Linked DNA regions of Mus musculus: region 2 is linked to region 1. A link is a loop called in an ENCODE intact Hi-C map of the cell type or tissue named here. Cell type or tissue: heart. All regions are shown on one strand. Region 1 overlaps LOC115488208 (a long non-coding RNA gene). Region 2 has its middle 24 kb from the start of Gm16578.

Evidence for each region. A loop is a pair of places that touch in the nucleus more often than their neighbours do. Peaks named below come from ENCODE experiments on the same cell type or tissue, not always from the same donor. Only the 100,000 strongest peaks of a DNase experiment are listed, where the experiment ranks them.
Region 2: it touches region 1 in a loop (2.1-fold over the local background); 6 of 42 quality-filtered maps call a loop at or near these places.

What each region holds. Positions count from the first base shown.
Region 1 is chr13:54,300,744-54,305,743 of GRCm38, forward strand. All of the region lies in intron 2 of LOC115488208 (a long non-coding RNA gene), which reads right to left. It also overlaps a transcript of Cplx2 not described here. Among named protein-coding and RNA genes, the nearest start is that of Gm40955, 20 kb to the left of the region's middle. In heart, CTCF peaks have their summits at 2,065 and 2,690; DNase peaks (open chromatin) are centred at 1,178, 1,948 and 2,978; H3K4me3 peaks cover 2,404 bases; H3K27ac peaks cover 2,612 bases.
Region 2 is chr13:54,244,774-54,249,773 of GRCm38, forward strand. No RefSeq gene overlaps it. Among named protein-coding and RNA genes, the nearest start is that of Gm16578, 24 kb to the left of the region's middle. In heart, a CTCF peak has its summit at 2,981 (motif pointing right); DNase peaks (open chromatin) are centred at 2,968 and 4,508; H3K27ac peaks cover 573 bases; H3K27me3 peaks cover 1,566 bases.

The sequences.
Region 1 (5,000 bases):
ATGTACTTGTGAGTTCTCCATGACAGACCATGTCTCTCAAAGTTCATGAATTAGAAACAGACTTCTTAAGACACTGAAGCAGGCAATATCTATGGAAGGCATTAGCTCACCATGGTTCTATAACTCATAATGGACAATGCCCACTGTAACAGAGCTTGATGTTAGAAGGTTCTCTCTTTCTCCCTGTCTCTCTCCTTTCCTCTTTCATTCCTTCTCTCATAGAATAACATAGCAAAAAGGCCTTTGCAGACCCCTCTGTGTTGGACTTTCCTGCCACTCCAACAATGACCCAGACCATTTCTGTTCATGATGAATTGCCTAGTCTGTGGCATATCCCATTATTGCATGATAAATTGACCTGAGAGCCTCTCCTGGCTACTTTTCCCTACTAAGGATCTCTATGTGCCCCTCTTGTTGAACCTTCTCTGGTGACTTCAGAAGTGATTTCATAGTCACCCACACAGCAGCCCCAGCCTCCCCAAAGATGAGTCTGTGGTGTGCATATTAAGATAAAATCTGCTCAGAATGCTCACAGCTGGTCACACCACAGTCCCCTAAAGACAGCTGGAGGCATGGAAGAAGGGCAGGCATTGTGGCACATGACTGCAGTCCCAACATTTGGAAGGTGGAGGCAGGAGGAGAAGCCGGCTGTGCAACATGAGACCCTGCCTCCAAATGAGAGCATATGGGAAGACTGGGTAGGCCTTGTGCAAATTCAACACATTTTATGGGAGAAATCTGAGCATCTTCAGGGTTTTGTATCAAGTTCCTAGAACAGATCCCCCCATGGATAACAAGGAATGGCTGTCAATTTATTCCAGAGAGTAGTAATGACTAAAGAACTGAAAGTTGATTGTCCGTACAGCAAAGGAAAATTGTAAATAAAGTCAATGATATCATGATATGATGCTATTGTCTACGAACGTATTGGACACACTTTAATTAAACACATGGTCAGAGATGGCCTCCTTGACAGAGCGGCATTTGAGTTTTGAGCTAAAACACAAATGACTAGAAGGATTCAGCCCTGTGAGAGACGATGATGAGGGTGGCAAGCAAAGAAAATAGCAACTTTTTTTTTAAGCAGCTCAGGGTGGAAATTGAGGTCATTGGAAGGGAAGTTGGTGACTCAGAGGACAAGTGTTGGTGTTAAAGCTGCCAAATGGGGCCTTTGAGGCTGCGAGGAAAATATGGAAATCAAATGAGCAGTCGCATGAGGAAAAGGGAGTCCCCTGCCTTTGCAGTTACAAGTGAACAACTATTGTGTGCTAGGTGCTGGAGATCCCGAGGAAAATGTGGACCCAGCTTTTACAAGGTCGGTAGCTGGGGTGTAAATAATTATAATATACGACCAAACATCTAGTAAAAAGATTTATAGGGTGACCCTCCAGCAGGAGAGATTTCACTGACACTAGAACACTTCACTTTGTGGATTAAATCTAAGTAGTAAGGTTGCTGCCAAAAGGTACGAGACCTGGGTGCTAAGGCCCTGGATGAGTCTGCTCAGGGTCCTGTCTCACGTTGAGAACCAGGAAGACTCGGTCTTTTGCTAGTGAATGGCCTTAAATATCCTATCTTCAGAAAGATCTCCCTGGGGGACGGTTAATGACACATCCGAAGGAGATACCAAAGACAACTGAGCGGAGCCTACAGCTGAACAGGTAGGTGTACAGATATGGAGAGAGGGGGAAAGAGATTTCCAAGTCGAGATGTCCTAGCAACAGACACCCCCACCCCGTGTCCACAAACTTCAAGACAGAGCTACGAGTCTAGGGAACTCCCCTGTCTCCCTCTTGCCTTCCCTGCCGTTTCTTCTGCCACTCGCTGTTGTCCCAGCAGCCAGCCCCCGCCTCCCTTCTCAGGAAGCTCGGGTCTCCCTGGGAGCCTGGCTGCCCTTGGGGGAGGCCTCTGAGCTGTGTGCCCTGCAGCTCCGCTAGCTTTCGGGGTGACATTAGAGGGGCTCTGCGCCCCCCGCGTGGCTCGCGCTAAGCCCAACAGGAGGGAGCCTCTCGGCGGAGGAGTGAGGAGGACGGGAGGGAGAGGCGCGCCAGAGCCTCGGTCCCGGGCGCCCTGGTCGGCCGCGGAGGAACTGCAGCCTCCAACAGGTTCGTAAACCGCGCTCGCTCAGCGTCGCCAGCCGAGTGGCCCGGGGAGACCCTGGCCGAGGGCCCGCGCTGTCCGTAGCCCTGAGCGCCGCCGCTCCGGCCTCTCCCTCCGCAGCGCTTTCTGTCCCCCCCCACCCCCCGCACCCTTCCACACCGCCCGGGGGACAGCTCCCGGCTCCGGCGGGGCTCGGCGCGCAGCGGGTCCGAGCGGCCCCCGGGGCTCTGAGCTCTCTCACGGGGACTCGCCGGGACGCGGCATCCCGGCCGCGACCCACGGAGCGCAGCGCCAGGGCCTGAACGCTCCCGGGGCGAAAGGCTTGCCCTGTCGGGGACTCCCGTTCCTCCCCGAGCGGCAGCGCGGGCGCGCTGGACCCAGGCCTAGTCACCGCTGCGGCCCCATCCTGGGTCTGCGGTCCCCGGGGCCTGGCGGAGCAATGGCGGGGCTCAGCTAGGACTGGGAGAGAGGGTGGAGGGGACCGGCACAGGAGGGTCCCCGGCTCCAGCGGGGCGAGCTGGGCCTAGTCTGCACTGGGAGGCAGGAGTGCGCCGCCCCCCTTTCCTGCAAACGGCCACCCCACCTCCGGGTGGCGGACTCGGGAGAGACCAACCCAGAAGCCTGCGGCTGCTGGCTGCCACCGCTGGTCTGCCCGGAACATCCCTAGAAAGTGTGAGGCTGAGTTTCCGTCGGGGAGGAGGGGGAAGGGGCTGAGAAACAACAGGGAAGCCTCTGGAAGGAGCGGGGCAGAGGCAGGCTCCCCTCCTTCTGGTCCAGGGCTCCACCCCCACCTAAAGAAAAAAAATCCGAGCTTGCCAGCAAGGGAGGAAGCCGAAGCGACCGGGGCAGCAGGTAGCAAAAGGCGGTTTTGCTCTGAGAGAGACTACAATTAACGAGAAAAGAGGCTGAGCCTGAGAAGCTGGGAGGTTCCCAGACAGGGAAGCCAGCTCCTGGGCAGAAAACCAACCAGAGAAGAAAGATCTCCTCTCGGGAGTTGAAGCTGGGAGGGCCCTCGTGTCACGTGACCCTCTAGTGCTCTCAAAGATTCTCTCGCAGGCAGACAGGGCCTAGGGAGCAGAGGTGTCCCCTAAAAATCACTCAGCAATTTAGTAGTAGAATTGAGCCTAGAACCCAGGCAGGCTCCTTAACTCCTGGAACCATACGGACCCAGACGCGGAAGAACAGGTGGCCTCTGCTCTGAACCCAGCCTCAACTTTAGCATTTGGTAGCACACAGCGACGGATAAATAACCTCCTGAAGCCTCCTTGACTATTCAAGAGGGGTGATAGCGTGAGCAGTACACACTGGGTTAAGGCTTAATGTCATAGCTATGTAGTGAGTTTAGTGCGGTGCCTGGCACATTAGAACTGAAAATAAATAAACCGAGTAGCTGTCATCATTAATTATTCCTTCTGAAAACGTGTTCGGGGACACATTTTGGGAGGATGAAGAAGTGCCCCAAGGATGCCACAGGCCAGCAGAGGAAGCAAAAAGTAAAATTAAAATATGGTGTGATAAGTACTCAGGCTAGTAAACAAGGCTGTGGGACTTCGGAGGCAGGAGTGTTGGATTGTGGGAGAAAAGAGATGGCAGACAGATGGAGCTGTGTACAAAGGCCTGGAGGTATGAAATTACAGCTGCCCGGGTGATGTCACCATGTCAGAAGGTCCCCAGGATGGAAGGCTGAGGCCAGTCCCCAAAGTGCCTTTTCTGGATGGAGTGTTTCAAGTATATTTATAATAGAGGGGGAAAAAATAGGAGCTAGGGACGTGGCTCAGTCTTTAGGGCAGCAGTGGCACATGTGCCAAGCCCTGGGTTTGATCCCCAGTGCCACATAAACCTGGCCAAGGAACACAGGACTGTAATCCCAGGTGGAGGCAGGAAGATCGGGGATTCAAAGTTATCCTTGACTACAAAGTGAGTTCAAGGCCAGTCTGTACCTCAGGAGACACTAGAGAGGGAGGGAGCAGGGCAGGGGGATGACACCGCCCAGCTTCAGTAGCTGACCAATTTAACTTCCCCTATACCTATATTCACTCTCATCACACATACATACATACATACATACATACATACATACATACACACATACCACACATGCACTGGGTACATACACATACATACACCACCACCACCACCACATACACACACCATGTACACATACCACATATACCACAGACATCACACCACACACCATACACACACAACACACAACATATATCACACACTCACCACCACTACTACCACCACATATATACCACCCACATATACACAATACACACCATACATGCACACACCACATACACACACACCACACCACATACACAGCACACACACACACTGACTTATTTTTGAAAAAGCCTAAGACATCACGTAAGACTTCATATCATTGTATGCAGAGATATTTTCAACATCAGTAACCCCTTTCTGTCACCCAGACATCTGGGCCACCTTAGATGTTATTAAATCTTGACTGTCCTGCCTCCTCTGGTACTCTCCAGTTCTCAGCAGGAAGTTTTAAGGAATAAGCCATATTGTGCTGACACATACATTAGAAGAAGCTACTTTGAGAAGAGTCAGAAGATGACAAACATTACGCAGACAGAATTGTATGACGATGGTACACCAGCCAGTGTCCAGAAAGAAAACCAAAACACTAATAGAGTCCTGTGAAGAAAAACTGAGTTTCCCCTTCAAGTGGCCTTCATTGTGAATTCATACAGTGGGGGTATGGTGATCAATAAGTCACTTTTACTGAATCATGGGCATCCCCTGTATCTTTGAATGGATCACACATACAGCTTTTCAGCTCACTGTTTGCCTAGATGTGTGCTTTGGCTTTCCTGGTACATGCAGAGTATGCTATTTCCTTCCCCCACTCTAAAATAGGGCAGGGGATG
Region 2 (5,000 bases), 56 kb before region 1:
TCAGGGACTTGCTGGCTCGGGAGAGCTTGCTTCACCTTATCAACGCAGGATAATGTTTCCTAGCCCATCCAAAATGACCTTCTCCGTTTTGAACTCAGTTGCACATTACCAGCTGGTTAAAATATCAGCTGCTTGCAGCACCTGAATGAAACCCTTGGACTTGGGGGAGTAACAAGGATATCTTTTGCATGCTAATAAAGGACTGGTATCCAGAAACCGTGGCCTGGCTTCAGCATAGGTACTAGTCACTAAAAAGACCAAGGTATGACTCTCAGTCCCTTCCCCCAACATCTGGGGAAGGGGAAGAGACAGGAGGTTAAGTTTTCATTGATGGTTCAGGAAGTACTCAATCATGCAGGAGTAACAAACTATCCATAAAACCCAAAAAGACACGTTTGTTGAATCCCCAGACCCCTGAGTTCATGCAGACCCCCATGGAGAGGCACACCCAACGCTCCAAGTCCATGTCCCCATGCCTTGTCCTGTACATCTCTCCACCTGCTGCTCAGCAGCAAGTAAGAAGCCAGTAAACATGTTTTCCTGCGTTATGTAAGCCCCATTTAACAAAGTCACCAAACCCAGGACGGTGTCCATGAAACCAGCCTGCAGCCAGTGTGTCAGGAGCTCGGGCTGCAGCAGCTACCGCCCCCTCCAAACAGACTATGTCTGTACTGAATTAAAGGAGCCTGTGGCAAGAATCTGCAGGACTGCTTGCTCAGAAAGCAGAAATCTTTATGGTTCTATTAACTAGAGACACAGAAGGGTTTTCCATGTTCCTGGGAATAAAATAAAATGGCAGAGAGGTCTTTTCTTCTCTATAGCCTTTGTCTCAGTCAACACACACCTAGGTGATTCATGGAGACTGTGAGGGTATTTGCTCAAGGTACCAGAGAGAGTGGGGAGTGGGAGAGCAGGACACTAGAGAGCAGGAAGGACCTTAATAGAGGGTATCACACAACAAGAGCGAGCAAGTCTCTCAGCTCAGCCCATCTCTCCTCAGAAAGCTGTAATAAGGACAGAGAGGCCTACCCTCCTGTCCGCCCTCCTACCCATCTTCCTGCCCATCCTCTTGCCCACCCTCCTATCCACTCTCCTGCCCAACTTCCTGTCCACCCTTCTGCCCACCCTCCTGCCCACCTTCCTGTCCACTCTCCTGCCTACCTTCCTGTCCACCCTCCTGCCCACCTTCTTCTCCACCCTCCTGCCCACCTTCCTGCCCACCCTCCTGCCTACCCTCTTGCCCATTCTCCTGCCCACCCTCCTACCCACCCTCCTGCCCACCCTCCTGTTTCACTCAACCATGTTTGCCCCCCAAGTTCCCAGCCTCCAAATACCGTTGACCCATGATCTTGGAGATTAAACCTTCTGACACATAAACCCTGGTGACAAATATCATAGAAACCTTTGTCATGTTCAAATGATCCAAAGCAAGGATCACCACACCATCCTGCACTCAGAGAGCTAGTTATACCAGGACACAAACACCAGAAGTATGGGCTGTTGGAGAGCCTGCCTACCTGCACTGGCTCAGCTCATGACTTCCGGTTATGGGGGTGGTTAGGATGTTGCTTTTCCAAGCTCTACAAAACTTAAGCTCAGAATCGCCCTTTGCTAAGAAGCCTGTGAGGCTCCTGTTCACCACACCTCAGGTCCCATCTTCGAGGACTCAGAAGAATCCCCGTACCTCCTACTGTGCCAAGCCCAAGGCTGTGCTCTCTGAGCTGCTCCCAAGAGTTGAGTGCTCCCCAGAGCACTACCCAGCATCCTGGACAGATAAGTAAAGCCCAATTCAAAGGGAGCTTCCGTGAAGGACAGAAATTACCACCTCCAGTTCCAATTACCAGCTGAGCTAATTGCAAAAGTAATTGCAATTGAAGGGTCTAATTATGAGGCTGGGCCAGAGAAGCATTTCCTCCCTTCCGCCTCTGAGTACCCGCCCGCTCCCTCCTAGGGGGCTCAGACAGGGTGGAAACCCCATCCTGAGAGAATGGGGGCCTAGCCTGTGCCCCAGGGGCCAGACTAGTAAAGCAAAGCCAGATTTCTTCCTACCCCCATAAGGAGTTTCCACCCATGAGGGGGGCCTCTTCCGTTGTCTTGTACCACCTAGCCCATTACTGGGCCACTGAGAGCCAGGAATTATGAGCACCAAGTTCTTCAATGTCAATACCCATACCTGGGTATTTCTTACCCTGTCCTTCCCTGTGGACACTGTGTGTTGTCATTGTTGGAACCCTGTCAGAATGGCCCCTCCAACTGCCTTGGGGACTGGGATCGAATGGCTCATCTGGTCCAGGATACCCAACCTCGCCCTTGGATACCCCCAAGCTCAGCTCACAGACAACCCAGAGGAGGTGTTCATAAATAAGCAGGGCACACGAGGGTCAGCTAAGGGGGTCTAGAGTCAGCAGACCTTCCTACCCAACTATAGCTCCAACCAGCAACTCCTCTCAGGAGGCTCTGCCCCTTAAGAGATCTTCTTGAGCTGCCAGTCTTGTTGCCTTGTAGAGATTCAGGGCCAAGGAAAGGCCTGGGCTCACCTGATAACAGGATTAGGGACTGTCTGTCCATAGTGCCATGGACTGGGGGACCAAGCCTTTAAACATGGGGACCTTCTATATCCAAACTACAGCATTTTCCCATTTATCTAGGGCTCCCATCATGCCCAGGACTGTGGACATCTATCTGTGGGTCTAATCATCCTTTGAGGCTGGAGCAAAGGCTGTGCCCATCCTTCATCATTTCAGCAGGGAAAATTCAGGTGTCTCAGTTGACAGTTGTAAATTAATTAGTAACAAGTGTATATACCGTGAGTAAACAAGACCTGCAACAGCTACAGTGTGTCTCGGCATGCTGAAACAGTCATTTCTCCAGAAACTAGAAGCCATGCCACTAGGCTAGGCTCCAACACACCCACGGCTACCAGCTTGAAAGTCCCAGCCAAACTGCCAGCACCCAGAGCATCAGGGCATGAGCATCCACCAGGGGGCAGAGCAGGACCATAATACCCATTTGGCTAGAGCTGGCACCACCTAAACAAGGCAGAACCACCCCAGGTGAGGGTTACAGAGTCTTAGCTACTAGGTTAGACAGAAGGAGACCAAGGCTAAGGAGACAGGCAGAGGCAGCATCAAGTCATCCTATCTACGCTGTGGGAGTTTTAAGTAAATTCTTTCCACCTGGAGTCATGGCTTCCCTAACGTGTGTGTAAGATTGTTTTTAATGTCCTTAAGAGTTTCTTGGAGACATTCATCTGCCAAACACAAGTTAGTAATGGGCTAAATCACTGTTCAATTTCTAAAAGATGCCGCGTTAATCTGACTTCGGCTTGGGAGAGGGGGAAACACCAATCCCAAAGCTCTGTTAGGAAAAGTGTTGATTAATTGACTGTTAACAATGATCTGAGCTACAACCAGAAAAAGACAACCCAGGCCATTTCTCAATCTTATATTGAAGAGAGATGAGAGGATAGTTGAGCAAGGCTTCTGAGTGCCAACTGAATTAGCCGTTAGGGGTTTCTCACCTAACAAGAGTGGAGTGCCGGCTGAGGGGTCTGCACCATTTCGTCTCTCCGCCGCCTCTCAGCAGCCCCGGGACTGTGGGGCCAGCACAGTCTATGTGTGTCCTGCGCTATGGTGCTTAGAGGAAGGCTTTGAGAAATACTGACCGTTCCACTGTCTGCCTCAGCTTCGGTCTGCATCATCAGGAAACGCTGACTGCAAGCTCTGAACACTGACTTGAGTAAAGTTAATCTATCAGGAAGCTGAGAGGAAACAAGGGGAGCCTAGAGGGTTGGATTCAGCAAGTCTGAAGCAGCCTGGGGTCGGAGGGAGGGGGTCAGGGCGCTTCTTCTCTCAGGGTAATCGCTTTGCCTCTGTGATGGACGATCTGTGATCAGCCGTGAATCTAAATGTCTGGTGTCTGCTCACACGCAACCTCGGCGGGCTAGCTTGGAGAATGCCACTCATAATGAAGAAAGAATAGGTCCTCCAGGGAGTAGGGCAAAGGATCTGAGGAACCCAGGGCCAGCCAAGGTTCATGTCACAAGCTAAATCAGCGAGTCTGCGCTGGGAATCAAGCCCCCAACACACACACACACACACACACACACACACACACATGCTTTCTGGTCCCTGAGTCTGACTCTGTATCACCAAACATGGAAAGGTGGGCCTGGGGAAGGAACAGGCAGTGTCCTTTCTTGGGGATGAGCAGAGTTCAATGAGAGGCTTGTGGAAGACCAAGTAGACTGAGTGAATGCATGGGAGGTATCGGGAGAGACAGAGCCCTCTGTGCAGAAATATGAGCCTCAGCTGTTGCTAGTCCCAGCGCTGACAACTATTTCCTGAGTGAACACTGCCAAGCCCTGGGAGTCTCCAAGTCCAGCTGTATCATCAGTAAAGATTTTCCTGGACAAGCTCACGTGCCCTCAGGCAGCTCTCTGGCCAGCAGTGCTTCCCTTACCAAGAACAGGAATGTAGCTTCCGTGGTGACAACACTCAGCTATCCTGAGCACACTCACACATGTACACACTTTCTCTAATTGCCAGGCTCTGGTGCAACAGGGGCCCTAGGCACTGCTGGTCATTAAATGGCAAGTTCCCAGAACCAGGGGAGCTGGCTTCCCAGGAGTTGATTCCCCCATTCACTAGCTGTGTGGTCCTGGGAAAGTGGTGGATGTTAAAGCTCAGAGGAATCTGCGTCCCTCGGGTCCAGCTCTCCACCGGCAGCAGACCCAGGCCACAGATTCCAGGATGAGACATCTGGAGAGAAGGTGACTCAGTGCAGCCCAATCCTGCCACTGGAGACTCAGCCAACATGTGGGTCCAGAGTTCTATTTATATCCAAAGGTGGTATTTACCAAAATCATATGTTGGTACAGAAAGAGCTTTTATGAAATTAGACCTGGGGAATATATGGGTATTCAAGCCCTATAGAAATCTCTGATATCCCCACAGACGAATTAAAAAAAAAAATTAGCCCAGAGAGGGTTTTTTGTTTTT